Linked DNA regions of Mus musculus: region 2 is linked to region 1. Evidence: chromatin contacts called from ENCODE POLR2A ChIA-PET data. All regions are on one chromosome and are shown on one strand. The core of a region is the stretch at or near the end of the contact, and the rest is flanking DNA. Distances in the headings are between cores, read along the strand shown.

Region 1 (6,828 bases), core at 2,020-4,519:
CTATGTAGCTCATGCTGGTTTAAAACTAGAACTCTTCCCAACTCAGCTCCCTGAGCACTGGTGACAAGTGTGTACAACAATACCCACCAAAATTTTAGTTTCTTCTCTACCCTTCTGAGTTTTGTGAGACAGACTGCAACTACATCTAAAATTCTCCTAAGTTTGCTATTTCACTTACCACTTTTGTAAATTATATCTGGGGGAAGGGAAGAGTGAGCCAGCTCATCAGGTAAAGATACCTGATATAAGCTTGACAACCTGAGTCTAGCATCTGGTACCTGCATGGTGAAAGAGACCGCCTAAGGTTGCCCTGGCTTTCACAGGTACACCACAGCACACCCACACCCACATGCTAATGAAATTTTAGAAAATTATATTTTGTTCCTTTTTTTCAAATCTATGTGGCCTTTCCATATAATATATTGTTGGGGAGGGGTTTGTTTGGTTTTTGTTTTAAATCTTCAACCTAAAAACATTTTCCCTAATCCTGTTTGTCGTTTGACTCGTTGACAGCTGCTCCTAGTTCAATATTTACCTTGAACTCACCTTTTGAAAAATTTGAGTCTCTCAGATTCTTTGGACCTAGGTTGTGAGAATTCCTCACAGTGTACTTACAAATAATAATAAATAAACCTTAAAAAAAAAACAAAAAACTTCAACTCACTGAGGCTTGGTGAACACCTTTAAGCCCGGCACATATGAGGCAGGTGTTTCTGTGAGTTCCTGGCCATCGAGAGCTAGTAAGACCATGTCTCAAAAATAAGAACAGTAAGTTTTTCATTTATTTCCAACCAGGAACCCAAAAACATTAATTAGCCCAGACTTTTTAAATTTTTATAATATTTTGTGGTCTCCTAAAGGCTAAATGAGTACTAAAAGTAAAAGGTTCCAGATTACGAACTCTTAAGAGTCTACTCAGTATCTAAGCTTCCTGGTTACTGCACACACTAGGACTTTTCCCTTTGTTCATTCCTTCACTGATAGTCCTTCAAATCTATAATTAATCTGTAAAACCAAGATTTATAAGGATTTCAGTTTTCATTATCTGGCTAACAGGTGAAGGATTCACTTGTCCTTAGATTTGCAAGACCTATACTCTCTATCAGTTAACTGCCAAAATAGCTCTATGCATACCACACTGGCTTCTACATTTTTACCATGGGTCTTTCTGCCACAGCAAACATCTAAATAAGTCAATTAAATTTCTAAGTGTAGTCTGGAATGTTTAAAGGATGTAGCTTATTAATAATACTAGTTACTTACAGGGGGGGATTTATTCTGTTAAGTGTATTAATTTAACACACATTAAACAAGTCACTTATTCAAAAGTCAAGGTATTTCATATACATCACAAAACATATTAAGTTGTATATAACAGTAAGAAAAAAATCCTAACTTAAGCCTTTAAATTTAAATCTTTCATTGAAATTACTCAGTCCTATAAAAATGTCATTGTCTTATATAAATAATTACAATAAAAAACCAACAGTGTGGACCAAATGTAGCAAGCTTGCAATGCCACTCAGGAAGCTGTTAAAAGATGATGAGTTCAAAGCCAGCCTAGGACACACTGGAAGATCCTGTCCCAAACAATCCCTGAGCACTGCTTACACTGAATCTTGGTAATTCCTACATGAAGAGAGCTATTTAATTTTCTAAGTCACGGTTAACCTACATATACCCTTCCTAAGGATGCACTTGTACATCCTTTTCTGGACCTTTACCTGGAAAAAATATGCCAATTTCTCCTCTGGAACTAATAATCCCTTGTTTGAACAAAAAGCAGAATTTAAAAAGAGCTAACTTCACTTCAGCCTAGCTTTTTCCACCATACAGGTACCCTACCCAAAAAGATGAGATTTCTAGCTCCTCAGTATCATTGCTAATCTGAGGGAAGACCATCATTCTCTGTCCCGTCTTTCTCGCTCCTTTTGAATCTTCTCCAATTGCAGATTTGATCATACACATCCCTCCAGGTGGACTGGGAAAACCTTTAGAAAAGGATTGCCAATTAATTAATAAAAGGGCAAATCTTCCAAGCATAGTGGTGCACACCTTTAGTGCCAGCGGTTAGGTGGATCTGTGAGTTTGGGGCCAGCCTGGACTCCATATCGAGTTCCAGTTGAGCCAAGGATACCTCATGAGATCCTTTCTCTCATAAGTAGGTGAAAAACTACCAAAGTCATTATGTCATCTCAGCCATATGGCTTTAGGCAATGTTTTCCTCAGAAGTAAAGAACTCTCGTTCTGGGTCTGTCTTTGCCACCTGTAAGTGTAGCCCAAAGAAAGGACCTTATGTGGTCAACTGGAACTGTTAGAATTCAGAGGACTTTTAAGTTCTGGTTTAACAGGACCCAGACTGCCTGTCCGGAGGGGGGAAAGCCTCACTTCCACACAGCAGTGGCCTCTATAAATACTAATTTGAGGAAGACGCTGTCCTTGGTCTCTAAAGTCTTAAGGGAAATGCCACGAAGACCTAAAAGTGCTCGTCAGTAACTGGCAAGGCTTAATTCTAAGTTCAGGAGATTAACAAGTGGAGGAGGGAGTACAAAGGTGAAGCCCAATAAACAAACACCGCCCCGCAACCCCAATGGTTACAGCAGAGGGAATGACCGTAGCGCGACTTCGGGTAAGGCAAAGTGCTTCGAAAAGGGCTCCCAGAGCGTAAGACTCCCACCTGATGAATGGGTGAGTCAGGAAGGCCCAGCTCCACTTCTCGGATGGGGAAACAGAGGAACGAGGTGGCGAGACGACCGGCCGGAGGCCTCGCTGAGAGATCTGAGTCGGCGCGGAGGACCCGAAGCCCCCAGTCCTCAGGCTGATGCTCAGATCTCGGCTCCCCCCGCCCTTACGATGGCGTAGACGGGCCTCCGCCCCCCCCCCAACTCACACACACCCTCCCCGGGGAGCTGCTCATCTCCCCAGGTTCCAAGGGCAGGATCAAAAGAGCTCCGGGGCGCTCCCGCCGTGATTTGTAGCCAGGGAGCGTTGGGAGCGTGCGTGCCTCCGGTCCAACATGGCGGCGACGCGGCCGCCCCCCTCCCTCCCCCCACCCCAGCCTCCCTCAGGCCGGAGTCTTTCCCTCGCGGCCCTCCGGTGGGCGGGAAGACGGCCAGAACCCACCGGACCCCTTCTCGCCGCTGCCGCTGCTCGCTGACGGAGTCACCTACCCGACATGACTAACAGCCGCGGCGCGGAGCCCCGCCACGGCCCGCGGAGAACAAGGAAAACGAAAAGCCAGGCGGCGCGGCTGCTGGAGCTGCTCTGAGGGCGGCGCGGCGGGCTGAGGCCGACTGCGGGCCCTCGGCAGCCAATCAGCGCGCGGCAGGCGATACCACTGCGCCGAAGCCGGAGGGGTGATTCCACGCCACTCCGTTCCGCCGAGCCTTAGAGTCCTCCCGGATCTCCCCTCCGCGACCGTACCATTATTGAGAGGGAATTGAGAGAGGAAAGTACCAATGCCCTCCTGGGGCTAGGGGAGGAAAGCGAGCCAGCTCGCTCCGCCCCATTCACAACCCCAGTTCTAGTTTTACCGGGTCTGGTAGACTTTGAAGCTATGAAGCGAAAGACGAGGCTCCCCTTTTATAAATAAGAACTTAATGCCTGGGAAAGTCGATTCTTCCTTTAAAATCGGGAATGGTGTGGTCGGCCTCGCTCGGGCTCTTGCTGCAGAACTTGAACCACTTGGGGGCGTCCCGAGTCTGGGCAGCGAGCGGAACGAAAGTCGTGACAAGCTCCATACCTGATCGCCTCCGGGGCTGTTATAACCACCTTGTCCAATAAAAAAATCGAAGTGAGACCAGAACAAAAATGTGACTTCAGTCTAAGTCACGCGCATAACTGGCTCCGGGAATAAGGAGACACGGGAATGGATCTTTCTTAGTCCTCTGTAACAGCTAACTCTTAAATTGTCAGCGCCTTACATCATCTCATTTAATTCGCACAACAGACTGATGAAATAGTTTCCCCCAGTTGCGGATACAGCCGGATAGCCTGAGGCTAACCAAGGGCAAAGGTGGAATTTTGAAGCCTGGTAACCAGACCCTGTTGCTAAGGGGTTTTACCGGAAAGCCGTAGAGTAAGCTCAGTTGGGAAAAGGGCTTGGAAAACTCGAGAATCTGCAAGGACATTTCCCCGAGTGAGTGACACCTGAACGAAGACCTGGGTGATGAGTTATTCAAGTTGAATTGGGCAAAAGATCTGTCCAGACTTGGTGTAGAACAAGTAATTTGATATGTTTGAAGTGTAGCCTCCAGGGGAGAAAAGTTGAACTTGCCAGAAAAGTAGGAGGGTATATAGCTGAGGCCTCTTAGTTTGAACTTTGTCCTGAAGGTGGTGGATCCACCCACTAGAGAACTTCAAAAGGTGGAGATTAGATATGTATTTTCCAGCTGTAGAATGAAGAATAGGTTGGAGTTGCGAGGTGCCTAAAAGTGGGAGAGAGAAGCGAGACTAAGAATTTTGCTCAGTGATCCAAGCCTGGCCTAACATGCTTGAGTCCCTGGGCTCAATTCCCAGCACTGATAATTTTTAAAACCAATTGAGGTAGCATGGCCCAGTACTAGAAAGTGGAATCAGGAGGACCTCTGAATTTGAGGCCAAACTGGTATACATAGTGAGTTCCAGGACACACAGGACTGCAGAGGGCCTTTTTTATTTTTGTCTTAAAACAAAATATTTTAAGCAGGAAGATCACTTGAGTGGCTTAATAATAATGCTAGTGAGAGAGATCGCAGTGCACTGGACTCATAAAGTAACTGCAGAGGGAAGTGCAGAAGTCACAGACACTTAGGAGGCCATGAAAGCCTATGCAAGAAATGGCCAGATAGAGGTGTCCTGCACTGTGACAGGGACCAAGCGGAAAAGACTAGAATGGAGCAAAGAAAGGGTAAGTTCAGAATTGATACCTTCAGGTCAGAAAAGAGCATGAGGTCCTTTCTCCTCATTGTATCTGTATAGACAGAGGATTTTAGGAACCTTTAGACAGGACCAAAAGGCAAGGCTAAAGAAATAAAGAAATAAAAGTTCTTTCATGACTATGAGCCATGGTACTTTAGCATCTGTATCGAGGAGAGGAACCCAGAGAAGAGCTTATGCAATTGTAGAGAACCAGGCTACAGGAGAAAGAAAGATCTTCTGGGTTCTAATTTTGTTTTTGTTTTTAAGAAAGATATACAGAGTATTGCTCATCTTTGACAGTGTAAGTTTATATCATTATCCAGTTTCCATTTCCTAAGATCTACTCTGTGTGTAGAACCTGGGAAACCCTAGAGATAGAGAAAGAAACCCAGCCTGCTGGTCTCAGAAACTGCAGTCACATAATATAATAGGCAGGGTGCAGGCCTGTGGTCCCTACCAGACTTGAATGTTCCAGGGGTGGAAAGTGTTCTAAAAATAGGACACTTCATCCATAGGAAGGTAGCCTTATGAAGGAAAGCCTCCTGCATGAGGTGCTGCCTAAACTGAGCTATAAAGAAAGATCAGGAACTAGCCAATAGGTTCTCCAAGGCTAGCAGCTGTGATAGAGCACTTTGGGTAATATAAGTGCCCCTGATTGGGTTGTCAATGGGGTTCAGGGATGATGGAAGATAGAAATGGGGGGACCGAGGTGGACATTTGGACATGGAGATGCATGTGCATAATCCAAGCCAGATGGAGGCTGAGGCAGGAGGATCCTAAGTTTGAGGCCATCTTGGATGACAAAAACCCTAGAGAGAAGCGTGGTGGGGGACAGGCTACTTCCTGAAAGGTCCCGTATGCTTTATGGAGGATTTTGAATACTATTTTTTTTAAATGGGAACTTCAGGGCCAGCGAAATGTCACATCAGGTAGTCAGTTACTGTCATACTGAAAACCTAAGTTCTATCCTTGGGTCCTGCACTATAGGAGAGAATTGACTCTTGCACATTGTCCCCTGACCTCCACATGCATAAATAAACGAACAAATAAGAAAAGTGGAAGCTTCTGAGGAAGTTAATTTAGGAATGACAATTAGTTTTCTATATCCATCATCTCTCATTTTCTGGGCAGGCTTGTGAAATAAGAGTCTATATTTTGTAGATGATAACCCCAAAACCCAGAGAGGTGAGCACTTTTATCAAGGACACACGGCCAAGTGGGGATAGACGCAGTGCTCCTCCCAGCCTTTGAACCGTGGTCAGTGACCTATGCACAGTGTCCGGGACCTCCAAACCTGAAACTCCTCCCATGTCTATACTGTTCCTGGTCATTCTCCACCAAAGGTAGAGTTGCAGATCAAGCTCTGTGCCTTCTGCCTCCCATGCTTTTGCCTGATCGATGAATCCAGTGAGCCATGATTATCTCGGCAACAAGCTTCCATCTTTACCCACTTGTGCTTTGTGCTGCCTTCTCCTGCTCCTGTGATGTCCACTCACCTGGCCCTTGTCTACACACTGAGAGAAGAGAGCAAGAACATTGTTTTTTTAAGATGTATTTATTTATTTCATGTATGTGAGTACACTGTCACTGTCTTCAGACACACCAGAAGAAGGCATTGGATAACCATTACAGATGGTTGTGAGCCACCATGTGGTTTCTGGGAATTGAACTCAGGACCTCCGGAAGAGCAGTCAGTGCTCTTAACTGCTAAGCCATCTCTCCAGCTCAAGAGCAGGAACATTTAACTCAACAGCTTTAGCAGAATGTTTCTGGGCCAGTTTGTCTCTGATCCATTTCCCATGACTTCATAGGAGGATCTAGCCTCTGCAAATCCTGTTGTTTCAGTTCAGAAATGACCCCTTACCTCACCCCAACCCATTAGGGGTGAGTATTGGGTTGGCTGTCTGCCCAGCTAGCTATTAGGCCCTG
Region 2 (6,828 bases), core at 2,413-4,912, 280 kb before region 1:
GGAGAAAACAGAGATGCTCTCACTTAAGAGAACGCATGGGCAAGTCTGATCAGGATAGGGGAGACCTCCTTGCCCCACTGTCTCCTTCATTCTGCCCCTGTGATCTCTCCAAAGTAGAATCTGGTAGTCCTTGTAACTTTTCCTGGAACCAATCAGAAACTGACAGATATAAATGCAGATATAAGAGTCAATACACTGAAATGTCTTAGTTCAATTAAATTTGATTAATACATAGTAGTTACTCAACTAATACACAGCAAATAAACATGTCTGCTAAATAACCTACTCTTTATCTGTCATGATGTGAGGAACATACCAAGAAGATATGACACATTCCTGCCCCCACAGAGTTTATAATCCTCTTGAGAGAGAGAGTAGGCTAACCAAAAAAACAAATTACAGACACTTAAGTTCATATATAGTATCATCGAATGCTAGAAGTTGGCTATGGGCGGCAGGTGCCACAGGTGATGGGAAGTTTTCCAGCTGCCAGTGTCACAAAGATGAAGCACACTGGACAACAGTAAGAACTCAGAAGCCACCCCACCCCCCACCCCCCACAGCCACCTGTGACATTCTGGAAACTCCTCAGCTCCTGTAAGACATGCAGCTGGTTACACCTCAGCACGCATCTTACTCCCTGTCCACAGGGTTCTGGTTCTATTGGATGCCCTCTTCTCTTGCAGTCCAAAGGATTCGGGCTGACACAATGCTGATATCCATATAGTCATCTACTCAGGGACTCACTCAGAACTTTTACAGACGGAGAACTGCAGAAGAGACCTTCACAGAAATAACTATGGACTTTTTATCCTGCGGCTCTCTGATCCCAAGATACTTTGGGGGTTTTATGTAGATTGCAAAAATAATAATTTCAGGAAAAAATATTGGTAGGAAAGAAATGGGGAATCATGTAATTTTGTTCTGGGATATATCTTGGTCAATTCTATTTTTCATGAGAAAACAAAACAAATAAACAAGACCCCAAAAACCTAAGATGGCATGAGTGATGTTAGCTTATTGAACCAAACATAAAAGAATATTTCTCATAAGCAAAAGTCTACAATTTCTCAAATCAGAATATATATTTGGTCAGTTGCATTTGGATATAATGATGTACTCTTACTAAGCACTGGTTTTGTTTTGGTTTTGTTTTGGTGGTACTGATGCTGGGATTGAACCCATGGCCTCATGTCTGCCAGGGGGCTAAGGCTCTAAGTGAATGTAATTCACTGAGTTACATTCCCAGCCCAAGACATTTTGCTTTTCCAGGCTTTTCAAAAGATTAGACAACTGACTTGGGTGTAGCAACAAACATCTGCAATTCCAACACTTTAAAAAGTGAACACAAAGATCAGAAAGTTCTCGGGCCAACCGGAGCTCAGATCCCGTCTCAGAACAAAACCAAAAGGTGAGCCTATCAGATCTACAACGGGTGTGGTATTCCCTGATCTGAGCCTTCAGGTTACATACAGGATTACCTGTAATCTGTTAAGCAAACGATGGATCAGTTGACACACTTTGCTCACAAGGTGATTCTGGTTAAGAGGCACCAGCTGACAAGCTCGCACAAGAAGAGCACTGACATCCTATTAAAAAAAAAAAGGAAAACAAAGATAAATGCACCTGTTAGCCAAGTGAACATCCCCAAATCCCATAGTCAAACGGAAAAGCTCACTGACTGTTCCACACTCAATGAGAAAAAAAAAAATATCCGAGTCAAAGATGAGGCAGAAAGTGGGGGCTGGAGGAATGAAGTTAACAAAAATTTGTTAGGACTAAAGGAAAGGAAAAGCGCTTTTTACCATACAGTGCTATTAAATAAATGCCAACACAGAAACGCACATGCTACAGCTACAGCTAAAAATACCAAATGAGCCAAGCATGCAATGCTATTGGGCAAATCAGAAATAACACTTACACACACACACACACAGAGAGAGAGAGAGAGAGAGAGAGAGAGAGAGAGGGAGAGAAAGAGAGAGAGAGAGAGAGGAGAGGATGCTATCCACAGATTACACCATCTACAGATGCTTAATGAACAGAAAGGCTCTGGGCATATAGTACGTGTCAGGCAGTAGGCTAGGTATTTTTTTTTTTTTTTTTTTTGACTCCAAAGATGAACCAAACACTTCCCTGAACCACAGAGAACTTGTCTCCTCGAGAGGGAGACAGAAAGATAACAAAGAAGATCTGAAGAACAAATAGAACTTTGCCAGACAGACAAGTAATCAAAGAACAAGGGGAGGGGATGGAGTGGGGGAACTCTCAGAGATGCGCAATGTCCTCAGGTGCCTGAACCCGAGGCACCAAGTGCCAAGTGACTGAACCCAAGAGGAGAACAAGGAGAGAAGAATGGAAAGGCACACATTTTGTTGTTGTTGTTGTGCAAAATAGCCAAGTATATAAATAAAAAGCTCCCTTAATTTCACTTAGTTCCACTCTGCTCCCTTATCCGTGGTGAGCTGCTCGGGATTCTTTTCCCCTTTACATCCTTAAGCCCCATATTTTTCTCTTACTGTTTGGCCGCTTGCTTCTGCCATTTGCCAATATACATAGAAAATCTCTGATTATGCGTACACTTGTATGCGTTTTGTTTGTTTTTTGTTTTTGTTTTTCCAATAGCAGACTCTGGCAAAGAATAGTCTGGAATGGGGCTAGAATAGAGGAAGATCAGTGAGAGACTAGGGAGAGAAGAGTGTGAACTGAGAAACATGTTTGAGACAGACTGAAGAATTTTAATCCAACAGGCTCCAGGGTAAAGAAAAGAAGCAGTGTGCATGCCTTGTGTGTATTTGGGGTGGGGTAGGGTAGAATGAATAGGGGATTAGGAGTATGGGAGACAATGTATTCATCTATACGAGCTATCAAGTTTGAGATGCTCGCAGGTAGGACTGGCTCAGGGGTTCTGGGAATCAGTGATATACAAGAGCGGATGTGTATGAATGAGATGATCCTGACAGGAGAAGTGGAAGCAAACGAGAGCTAGTGCCGAAACAAAACAGAAAATACAGGCCTTACGACAAATTTAGGTTCCAATCTAGCTCTGCCATTTGCCCAAACCGTGACGCTGGATCTCTTGTGAGCTTCAGTGCGTACATCAGCGAAATCAACTAAGACTACCCTCGCTCCGACATTCCCGGAGTCGCTCACCAGGGATGGCAGCTGAGGGCGTCAGAGCAGAAGCCTTTGAAAAGATGCTGGCTTGCAAGCTTTCAGATGGAGGGCAGAGAGATATGGCACGGACCGAGGGAGAAAGCCAGCCTGGAACTAAGTCATCCGGGACGTGGGTGAGAGCCGGAGGGGCCGGAGGGAGGAACCAGCCGTTGTCCGGGCAGGATGAGGCGCGCCGCCTACCTCGGGGGCCACGCCGCCGCCCTCGCTGTAGTTCTCGGAGATGAGCTGGTCGAAGAGCAGGTGAATCTCCATGCGGGACACGGTGCTGTCATCCGGCTGCAGCGCGCGGAGCCTGGCAGACAAGCGGCGGAACCCATCGTCCTGCTCCGGCGACAGTTCCCGCGGGGCCTCTCGCGGCTGCCCACAAGGAAGAGAGGCGGCGACCTGCACCGCCGCCATTTTTCCTCCGTGAGAAAGCCTGGGAAATACTTCCGGGGCACCGCTTGGGGCAGGGCCTGGGTGTGTGCTCCAGTTCCGGAAAGCCATCATTTGAACTGTAGGTTGCAAGTCGTTCTGTGATTAGGATAGGTAAAAGGCAGCAGAAATAAGGCCACCCACCACCCCTTACCCTCTCAGAAAGTTTGCTCTTGGGCAGGGCTGACGTTGCTAGAGTTTCAGATTCTGGCTGGAGTTGGAGAGCACTCTTCTACATGGCAGTGACAGAAAAGTGAGCTATATGGCTTCCTTCTACTCTTGATGTTCTGATAGGACACAAGCTGGAGTTATCACAGAGAAAGGAGCTTCAGTTGGGGAAGTAAGTGCCTCCATGAGATCCAGCTGTGGAGCATTTTCTCAATTAGTGATCAAGGGAGAAGGGCCCCTTGTGGGTGGGACCATCTCTGGGCTGGTAGTCTTGGTTCTATAAGAGAGCAGGCTGAGCAAGCCAGAAGAAGCAAGCCAGTAAGTAACATCCCTCCATGTCCTCTGCATCAGCTCCTGCTTCCTGACCTGCTTGAGTTCCTGTCCTGACATCCTTTGGCGATCAACAGCAATGTGGAAATTGTAACCTGAATAAATCCTTTCCTCCCTGACTTGCTTCTTGGTCATGATGTTTGTGCAGGAATAGAAACCCTGACTAAGACAAAAACTTAACGTATTGACATTAGTAGCTTTTTCACGATTAGGATTAGATAACTGAGAGGAACAGTTTAAAGGAAGGAGGATTTATTATTATTATTATTATTATTATTATTAATTTTTTGGTGCACTATTTTAGGTGGTTTAAGGCTATGCTTGACTGAATCTGCTGCTTTGTAGTAAAGGAGAATGATCGTGACAGCAGGGGTATTTGGTTGAGGCTTCTCACCTAAAGCAACCAGGAAACAACAAGAAACATGTCAAGCCCAGGACAAAATACCCCGTTGACCTATCTCCTCCAGCATGGCCCCTTCTTCCCAAACAGTACAATCAACTATGGACCAGGGAGACGTGTCATATTCAAACCATAACAACCTCCAAGAAAATAACTCAAGAAGTGTTGAGACTTTTACATTAATGATTTATTAAAAGAAACAACTCCTTGTCCCACTCCACTGTGCTGCTTGTAATCTCCATACATGGCCTCCATTTTCAACTGTTTTCTTGGTCACAGAGCTCCAAACAGACACATTTTTTTTTCCAGGTAGAAGCTATAGGAAGAAATGAACAGTAATCAGGGAAGATGGCCTTTGAGAAAATTCTTTGTTGGAGAAATAGATATAAAAATTATACACGAGACCTGCTGTTTTGGGTACCTGGCTACTGCCCAGAGTGCAATGAGAAACATTAGATCTTGATGCTGGAAATCCATAGCACCATCAGAAAGCCAGAAAGCACTACAGGTGGGCTGGATAGATAAATACTCTGAACATGAACACTTTGGTGCTGGGGGCCAGCCCCGGTGGGGTCTTCTTTCTTGTTGGTTCTCCTTGAGGTAGCAGAGGGGGGAAGATCACTGGCGGAGGGTACGACTTTTGTCTTGTGAGATATTTAGGGTTGTAGTATAATAATTAAAAGTTCACTTATGTAAGTCCAAGTTACTGTGCTACTGTAGCTGACCTGCCTTCTATGTTCCTGAGGCCAGAAACTGCAGTCTCTGGCACTTAGCACCTCATCCTAAAACAGCAGGAGATTAAGTAAAGGATTAATTGCTAGAACCTTTTCCCTTTTGTTCAGATGCCTCTTGCTTGTCAGGCTATTGAACAATAAACTTCTATTGAACCAGAAGAGAATAATGCTTGCAGAAGGAAAAACTTTTATATAAGCAAATATGCATAAACTTACGTAAATTCATACACAGAATCACATATGTGCATTTATACACTTCCATTAAAACCAGTTGTGTCCAACTTGCATACATTCTCACAATTACATACTTACACACACATGTCTATACTTACATATGCATTTGGAGCAAAAGACCAAGCACAGGTTTCAGAAAGAACTCACTGATTCTACATGGAAAAAGAGCTCCAATCTTTATTGCATAGGGAAAGAAAACGCTTCTAGCCTTTTAATGCTAAATGAGTTAAACCCAAGTTTGTAAGAAGAAAGCTTTGTTCCTTTATAAGAATAAGCCTGCCTTGCTATTCAGAAAAGACCTGTTCTGTTCCATGGTAAGGAGAAGCCTGCCTGCTCCTTCTGCTCTATGCAGCTTCTTTTTTCCCCTCTTTCCCTCTGCATTCTGCACATTGCTCTCTTAGATTTTTATGTTACCTATAGTTTTTAAGTTATTCCACTCTGCATTCTCCTCATTTTGCTCTCTCTTCCTGCTCTGATGTCACAGCAATGCTCTTACTCTCAATGCCTTTTCTCCCAATGATATGCCTTTACTTCTAAGTTCTTCTTGAGTTCAATTCTGTCTAAAAAGTTCTCTTGTGTCCTGACTAAAAGAATTATCCTCAGTTCTATTCTAAAAAGTTCTGTTCAGATCTGTCTAAAAAGTGTTCTGTCTAAAAAGTTCTCCCCAGCCCAGTTCTTCGTTTTCTTTTTTGTCCTTAGCACTAATATATCTTTCAGAATATATGATCAGATGGTAAAAAGTTCATCATAAGTTTACACAAATTCAAATCATAAATTGAAGTTTACAACAGAGAGTGTTTACATGCATATCCATTAGGAGTAATTATCCCACTAAAGATTCATCACCTGTTAAAGTTCCACAAGTTCTTTGAGAGTTAAAAAAACATAACTAAGTTATTAGTGATGTTTTGTATAGATAAATCCAGTCAATATTTTATCTTCTGTCCTAGCATCTATAATAAATCATTAGTTCCCTTTTTATGACCTTTGGTTAATGGTTTTACAACCTTTTGGAATGTGCTTTGAGTAGTAGAAAGTCTGGTTACTATCTAGAAGCAATTCATTGGTGACACAATGGAGACTGACAAAGTTCTCATTGCAGTTTTAACTATCAGAAAAGTATCTAATAGCAGTCCCACTATAAAAGAGCTTAGTAAATAATTTTAGTAATTCTTATAGGATCATCATAAAGAATTAAGTCATCTATTTGTCTATATAGCATCACTATAAGGCAGTACATCTTTGTAGATCTGCAGAGATCTGCTCAAAAGGATGGGCTAATACCCAGGGATTGTTAAATATATTTAATAATAACAGGAAAAACATAATAGCAGGAATACTTCCTAAAGTGATTTTCTCCTGGGCCATGCA

Evidence for each region. ChIA-PET counts read pairs that join two places held with the same protein, here RNA polymerase II (POLR2A).
Region 2: POLR2A ChIA-PET joins it to region 1 with 13 read pairs in Patski. The contact joins the promoter of Heatr6 here to the promoter of Taf15 in region 1. POLR2A ChIA-PET finds 5 or more read pairs at or near these places in 3 of 5 experiments (Patski and embryonic stem cell).

The regions. Positions count from the first base shown.
Region 1 is chr11:83,469,549-83,476,376 of GRCm38, reverse strand. It overlaps Taf15 (TATA-box binding protein associated factor 15), which reads right to left and starts at 3,269. Exons shown (of 16, transcript NM_027427.3): 1 at 3,171-3,269. The coding sequence starts at 3,177.
Region 2 is chr11:83,750,471-83,757,298 of GRCm38, reverse strand. Heatr6 (HEAT repeat containing 6) reads right to left here and starts at 3,662. Exons shown (of 20, transcript NM_145432.3): 1 at 3,358-3,662; 2 at 1,482-1,589. The coding sequence starts at 3,576. Wfdc21 (WAP four-disulfide core domain 21) reads right to left here. Exons shown (of 3, transcript NM_183249.2): 3 at 4,653-4,805.